3 separate regions of the Mus musculus genome follow, and all the other regions are linked to region 3. A link is a loop called in an ENCODE intact Hi-C map of the cell type or tissue named here. Cell type or tissue: heart. All regions are shown on one strand. Region 1 overlaps Nr2f2 (nuclear receptor subfamily 2, group F, member 2). Region 2 holds the start of Gm29328 (a long non-coding RNA gene). Region 3 overlaps 1700011C11Rik (RIKEN cDNA 1700011C11 gene).

Region 1 (2,500 bases), 1.6 Mb after region 3:
AGGCAGAGATCTTTATCTGACCCTCAGCTTCCCTCTGTAGATATATAGATATATAAATATAAATATGAATATAAGTATGTTTTACAGCACAGCATCTGACCTGTAGATGGAGGTTTTGTTGGTTGTTTATTTTCCCCTCTTGCAAGTGCTACCCATGTGAGTGTGTGAAGTTTCTCTACTAAGTAAAACACAGGCCCTTTTCCTTGTTTGCTTTGTGTTAGCTTATTGTAAACAGCCATTTGTTGTAAATTATTATTGGCATTAAATTATAATTTATGATTTTCAAAGCAAAAGACAGTCCCTGTTTTATTATGCATTTAAGTATGTGTTCTAGGCGTTGAAAAAAAATCTCTGACTCTAAGTTTCAGCGATGAGCTTGGGGGTCTTCGAGGCAGAAAAAACAGGACTCAAAATTTTTCAACGGGTTAAAATAAAACCCCTTGTATACGTTTAGAGTGGCCGGAGGAGGATCTGTTTAGAGTCTTGAGTTCGGTTTAAGTTTATTGCATTTAAAGAAAGTTTTTCTTTTCACGCTGAGTTAGAACAAAAGATCTTTGCTGCGACTGAATTAGACAAAAGACGAGGGCTGGGACCCAGCGAGTGCGTTCTGTGTGAAATTGACGAGATCTTTTTAAAAAGCTGCTAAACATGGCGACTCTTTCCCTTTAAGTGTCTCTTTTTCCTTGCTGGTTTTTTTTTTTTTCTCCCTCCTCCATCTGATCTGAGCTCGCTTTATTTCTTTTCCCAACCCCACTCCCCCTCCTCCTGGCTCTCGGTGGTGTGAGAGAACCCAGTTAGACGCGAAATGCAACAATGGTCCGAGGAGAGAGAGAGGGGCGATCGCTCCTTCTTGCCACTTTCAAACAAACCTGGGAGAAGATTGAGCTTGGGGGAGAAGGAGGGGGGTTCTAGCCAGCTCGCTTGGCTCTCGGTTGCCCTACCTCGGCCTTTCACGTAGTGCTTGGCCCGGCCGGGGGAGGGGGAGGCGGGCGGGGGGCGAGGGGCGAGGGGCTGGGGCTCAAAGTTAGCTGGCGATGTCCAGGGCTGGGTCCGTGGCGACGGCCTGGTGTAGCATCGGGGCCGGCGGCGGGGACAGGGTCCGGAGTTGGCAGCGGCTGCGGGAAAGTGCCTGGCCCCCCGCCCCCGCCCCCAACGCCTGCGCCGCAGCGTTCCGCCCTAGCCCGGGAAAGTCCTGGGTGCGGAGAGCGCCCAGCTGCTCTCCCGGGATGTGCACCGAGCGGCGGCGGGCGGGGGGTGGGGGCAGGGGGCGGTCAGGGGGAGCCTGAGCGTGTGAAAACTCTGCCTGTAAGCTCGCTTTTGACTTGGTCCTATGAGCTGAGCCAACATGGCGTCTCCCATTGCACCGCGAGCGCCGGCTGCCAGGCACCGCACGGCCGAGTAATAGAAAACACATTGGTTACCAAAAAGGAAGAAAAAAAAGGGGGGGGGGGTAGGGGGAGGACTAAGGGCCATTCGGTCTGGAGGAAGAAATCCCTCTTTTAAACTCTGGCTGGCAAGTGAGAGCAGCCCTCGATTATTGTGTAATTAAAGCAATAGCGTTTGCAGAGAAAATGTTGGTGACCCAAGACCCTAACCCCTCTTTTTTGACGCCCTCACCCCCCCTCCATATATTCTGGAGAGTTGATTTCATGCACCCTCTCCTTCAAGAATCAAATGCGAAGAATAAAAATCGGTATCCACAAACGATCTTAAGTGTTTGAATGGTATAGGGGGAGGGGGAGAAGCCAGTATTTACAGACCTGGGTCAGTTCCCCGCGCTCATTAAAGCAGACGCTGCACTGGGCTTCCAGCGGGCCGGGACCCGCTTGGAGGGGAAGGGGGAGAAGAGCTGAGAATCTCGCTTGACGTTCCTACAACTTGCTGCTTTACTCGTCAAAGTTGTGCGAAAGGTGGTTTGGATAGAGATTTGATAGAGATGTGACTGGTGGGTAGAACCTAAAAGAGGCCTAGGCCCGCTTCCATGAGGGTGGTCGCAGGGCCCAGTTCTGTGAGAGCTCTCCTAGGCCGAGCCCCTGGGTGGAGAGCATCTTCAGAAAGATAACCTCTTTCTCTAGTAGGTTTGAGAGCAGTCGAGACTGGCAGGAGCACAGATTGGCCTCCCAGAAAGTCTTCCCAGGCCTCTTCAGAGATGGGGACCCATCATCTCTAGTTAGATGGGGGAGATCATCGTCCCTGTCCAGTTCCAAACCTAGCCCGAGCCTGGGAAACCCTATCAACCACCTGGGTGGGGAGTGAGGTACTCTGAATTCCAGGCCCCGTCAAGATTTATTGAAGTTGGGTTTTAAAAAACGTGCTTCAGATGATTTTTCCCATTTTCTCGGATTTCAAAGGCTCCCCGCAGTGCGGCTGCCTAATTAATGGTGAAATTCAACTAAATCTAATTATGCAGTAATTTTAAAGCAGTTAGTGCTGGGCGTTGGTTTGTAATAGGACCCCGGTTTTTAAAAGTTTGTTGACTGTATTGGTTTAGGGGAAAGCT
Region 2 (2,500 bases), 590 kb after region 3:
AGCCTGCTTTTCTTGTCCTTTCCTCCCTCCCTCCCTCTCTCTCTCTCTCTCTCTCTCTCTCTCTCTCTCTCTCAAATCCATCAAACATACTTGTACCTAATTGTGAGAATTATCTTCCTTCTAGATATCAGGATATAAATTACCAAGTACACACACACACACACACACACACACACAATTTAAATAACAAAAAGCAATGAAGCAAGCAAACAAATCCTACTCTGATATACTTGGAGGTATAAAATGTTCTCTTTGAATTGTCTAATGAGTCAGATTAAATGAATTCTCTACATTGTGTTGAGTTATGTCCAATCAGATTCATAAGGGCAAATAGGGGTGAACCAGCCAGGGACATGACCTCCACTTGCCCCCATAATTAGTGTGTATTGTTGGGTGAGAGGGGAGAGGTGACTCAGTGGGAAACAGACCAGCTATTTAGAAGACGGCCACAAACACTTTCTGTTTTCAAAACGTCCCCCAGATACAAGCCATCAAAGGATATGAGGGAGGTAATTTTTGAAGTTCTGGTTATACCTCAGAATATTAAGGACGTTCTCAAGTCCTGCTCATAACTCAGAGTTATAAAGAAAATGCTACATAATGAAATAATCAGAGAAGTAGATAATCGTTAAGCAGAAACTCCCTTTGGCCTCCACACTAATCTGGAAGGGAAATGCAGGTTAGAGAAATCAAAGCTGCAATCTTAATTTTCAGAGCTGCGTATATCACAGGACATGGGCAAACCAGGAAACAGAGTTTGGGCAGGAGGTAGGATGAAGCAAAGAGTGTACCCTGGTGAGTGTGCCCAGGGTGGTTGATAAGGAAGTCTAAGGAATATATGGTGGGGTTTCCACTGGAGCTGCTAACTGGGAGCTACCGTTTCTGGAGCCTGGAACCTTGAGGCTTTTGCTGGTGAATTGTACTCAAAATAACCACATTGAGGTCAAGCCACCCTGGCATGAGCGACTAAGACAGCTAAACAAAACAAAGCAAACCCAAGAAAACAACCCCCCCCCAAAAAAAACCCCAGAAGCTTATGGTCTACCTACTGAACAAAACAAAATCAGCTTTGGTTAATTTACATTTGCTTAATTTCTCAAAAGTTCCCTTTCCCAAGGTGTCAACCAATCTTATTTCTAGTTCGCTTCTCTTTAGATAAACCTATTTATAAAATCCCAACTCATTGACTTCTGGCAGAGATCTGTTTTCTACGCCATGAAATACACGGTGTGCAGAAAATCCTCAGCTGTGTTTCACAGAAGCAAGTCGCTGTAAAACGGAGAGGATTGTACCTGACCAAAAGGCAACCTAAACTCACAATCCACACAAATAGTTTCCTGAAACTTTGTTTTAAAGTCAAAGGTAACCCCGGTGCAGTGGGGGAATCAGGGGCTCCTTCCCTCAGAGCTACAGTTCAGGAGAGGTATGGGAAAGGGCTGGTTTCCAACTGGGGCGGCAGAGTGCTCAGATGTCTTCCTCTCAGTTATGTTTCCTGTTACAGCAGTAGCTAGGGGGTGATCACAAAACAGGAGGATATTTATTTCCTGGTTTGGGCTGACTAATGAGCCTGTAAGAGATACTTGGGACTTCTGTGAGCTTGCTCACACTGGAATGTCTCTCAGTAGCCTGGTTCCTCTGTTCCCCTTCCTCTAATATCAGGGGAAGGTGTGTGGCCTACTGGTTCCAAACTTACAGAAAACAGAATGGAACACAACCAAGGGCTTTCAGGGCACATAACAACTGCTTCCTCATTTAGTAGCAAACTAAGGGCTTTCAGGGCACACAACAACTGCTTCATCATTTAGTAGCAAATGCAGGGGGATATGACTTCTTTACATTATGTTTTCCAAATCCTACTAAGTAATTTTCAAATCAGGGTAAAATGGGAAGGAAGCAGAAGAAAATGAAAATGCCAAAAATGAAAATTAGTTGATAAATATAATACCAGATTCACCATCTCAACCACAATAATAATGCTAAATGGCATATCTGAAATGATCCCACCAAGTCCCGTCCCTCTCATAGACTCACAGGATATCCCGTCTCCTGCAGAAACAAAACATGGAAATGAATCAGCCGATAAAGGATTTTCTCCCATTGAAGATGTTGGTGATTTTGTCCTGTGTTGGGGAAGTTGAACATTGAGATGGATATTCATAATCTGTAGAGACCTCTGCCTCCCTCCTGTGCAATGCAACTGTGTGTGTGTGTGTGTGTGTGTGTGTGTGTGTGTGTGTGTGTGTGTGATAAAGAATAGCAGACTAAAGGTAAAATGCTTTATCTAAATATGAGAAAAACTCATGCCATAGACTGACCTAAGAATTTAATTCTTTCTATCATGGGTGGTTAATCTTTTGACTGACTCCCCCAGCTGACTGCTTTTCTTTTTCTTAGGATATGTGTAGATATTAATGTAGTGTCAGTATATAGTTTACCTTTTTCTTGAGGGTACTTAAGAAGAGGATAAGCTAATAGCTCAAGGAGGTGTAGTGATGTCATA
Region 3 (2,500 bases):
GAAACAGATCAAAATTCAAAGAGTGTTCTCCACTAAATAGACATCACTTTTGCATTAAAAAGGGAACAAGTAGTAGGTGCAAAGATTGCAAGACTTTGTGTTTTTGGAGACCCCTGCTATGTGCTAAGCCTTCCTAGGCAGAGCAAGTCAGGGCTTTTCCCTGCTTTAAAGCTGTGCTCTCTGGGGTCCTCAGCCTCATACAACATCAACAGCAGAGTTTTAAGAGATGGATGGTGGAGGCAGGTTTGTTAAAGGGAAGATGTCAGGGTGGTCAAGGAAGGGGATTCATATGGTATTAGCAGGCCTGGGCACTGAAGAATCCACCTTCCACTTACAAGCCGCTTGGCCAATACATTATTATATTCACCTCCCAAATGGTCACAATACTTGCACTGTACACCATGACCTAGTTCACATTTTAACTATCAGTAGTGCCAAGTACTGCAAGGCAGACATTGTATTCTTCTACCCTTCCCCTCAACTGACACCCAGCTACTAGAGAGGAAAATAGGTAAACTCAGCCATAGGTCAAAAGCATTTGCTTGTGGCTTGTTGAGAAGACAAGCGAAGACTCTGATGACTGATCCCCTCTTTTGGGGCATCCTGATACCTGTTTTGTGGATCAAATGCCCACACACTTCAAAGAACCCTGTGTCCTCTACCAGCGTTTGTAGGAAAGTTCCTTCTCTGTGAGATGCAGCTGAATTACGTGGAGAACAAGCCCTAGGAAATTGCAGTTCTGTGCCTAACCAAAGATACTACTACAAGAGCCACTGGGCTGCCTGCCTCCGGTGGGACATGCCAACAATGGCTCATATGTGACAGAGAAAGAGGCACTGTAAGCAAAAGGAACCCTTCCCTTCCTGGAGATATTGTCTTGCTCAAGATCCTGTCCCTTTCACTTAAGATCTGTTTAAACTTGGACATGAATGTCTTGGCTCGGCCTTGACACAGCTCATGTTCGACCTTTATCTGAAACGTGGGAAATCCCAGTTCAGTAGGTGGTGCTGTGTACCTTCCAGTCAGCCTCACACTGCACCCTGGCCTTGAACTAGGGCAGCCTCAGGGATGTAGAGATCACTTGTTATATTAAAGGAGACTTTAAATGTCACCACAACATCAAAGGACATGTGCTATTCTACTTAGAAGGTTTTTAGGTACACGCAGAGCCAAATAGGCTTTTTTTTCCATGCTCTTTTGGAACGAGTTATTTATATTACATAGGCATTATTTATGTGTTTGCTTATTCAGACCACAACTAAGGAAGCATCTGGATTTCTTTCTGATCTTCAGTTGCAAGGCATCAAGACAATATGTATATACACAATAAAATCTGATGTCTGCTACCTACAGTTTTCACTCTGCATTAATAAAGCATGTTAGTTAAGTACCGACCACACATTGGATGCTTGGCATTTGGGATGCATTATTGCCATAATCTTTTCAGAATTTTGTCAATTTTTTTGGCTGGGAAACAGAGGTTTTGAAATATTAAATGACTTACTGAATGTTGCGCTGCTCCACAGTGACTAAGCGGACTTTGAAACCAATGTGTTGACAGTAAGCTGAATTTCCTTTCTATTGCAATGAACTAGGGCCAGGGTTAGACAGTGGAACTGCTGATATATATAAAAAAAAATAAGGACTCATTCACTCTCACTGTGATAAGATATAAGAAGAGATGGGGCACCATGTAATTATTACAAGCAGAGAGTCCCAGAGCCTCTCTTACTGTCTCTGGACCCCATTGCTATGCTATGCTTAAATAGTTGTCTGACCATTCAACACTTCCTTTGTCTATTTGTATCTCAGTGTCTCAGTCTGTGACGTGAAGACAACAACAGCCAACAAACAATTTACAGAGATATTGTAGGAAGCAGCATCTACGGAGTGCGTGGAGTCCTCTTCAGCCGCACATAGGTTGGCATCAGAAATTTCTATTCCTGTACTAAAGCCATCACACAGAAAAGCTGTATGTGAGAAATCTCTTCCACGGGTACAGGTATAGGATAGGAAAGAGTCCAGACAGAAGAAGATTGCTGTCAACTCAAGTGACCCAGGCCTTTGTGGGACTAAAAGATTTTGACAACTAGAGGTCATAATTTCGATGGCCACATTTTTTACTTTCATTTTACATTACCTGGTCTGCTGACTCCTTTAGATTTCATCTTCCTTAACTCTTGCAAGAAGTTAATGACAGTTTTCTTACCAGTTTTACTTCATCCAGCTTTCTTTCTGCCTAAGATCCTTCCTTCCTTCCTTCCTTCCTTCCTTCCTTCCTTCCTTCCTTCCTTCCTTCCTTCCTTTCCTTCCTTCCTTCCTTCTTTCCTTCCTTCTTTCTTTCCTTCCTCCCTTCCTTCCTCCTTCCTTCCTTCCTTCCTCTCTTTCTTTCATTCTTTCTTCCTTCGATATTTATATTCGTTGATATTTTCTTGCTAATAAGTGTTAAAACAGGGATCATTCTCGAACAAAGCCTCTTATCCTCAAATATGCTTTCATA

The links. A loop is a pair of places that touch in the nucleus more often than their neighbours do. Peaks named below come from ENCODE experiments on the same cell type or tissue, not always from the same donor. Only the 100,000 strongest peaks of a DNase experiment are listed, where the experiment ranks them.
Region 1: it touches region 3 in a loop (3-fold over the local background); 2 of 42 quality-filtered maps call a loop at or near these places.
Region 2: a loop joins it to region 3, with 5 times the contacts of the local background. A loop is called at or near these places in 3 of 42 quality-filtered maps.

What each region holds. Positions count from the first base shown.
Region 1 is chr7:70,349,739-70,352,238 of GRCm38, reverse strand. Nr2f2 (nuclear receptor subfamily 2, group F, member 2) reads left to right here. Exons shown (of 3, transcript NM_009697.3): 3 at 1-289. Among named protein-coding and RNA genes, the nearest start is that of Nr2f2, 9.6 kb to the left of the region's middle. In heart, no CTCF peak of the experiment used is centred here; DNase peaks (open chromatin) are centred at 848, 1,358 and 2,048; H3K4me3 peaks cover 2,500 bases; H3K27ac peaks cover 2,500 bases; H3K27me3 peaks cover 974 bases.
Region 2 is chr7:71,369,955-71,372,454 of GRCm38, reverse strand. It overlaps Gm29328 (a long non-coding RNA gene), which reads right to left and starts at 2,223. Exons shown (of 3, transcript XR_001778177.1): 1 at 2,032-2,223. In heart, no CTCF peak of the experiment used is centred here; a DNase peak (open chromatin) is centred at 1,464; H3K27ac peaks cover 867 bases.
Region 3 is chr7:71,962,083-71,964,582 of GRCm38, reverse strand. The region is part of intron 1 of 1700011C11Rik (RIKEN cDNA 1700011C11 gene); the gene reads right to left. Among named protein-coding and RNA genes, the nearest start is that of Gm36633, 1.3 kb to the right of the region's middle. In heart, a CTCF peak has its summit at 1,001 (motif pointing right); a DNase peak (open chromatin) is centred at 942.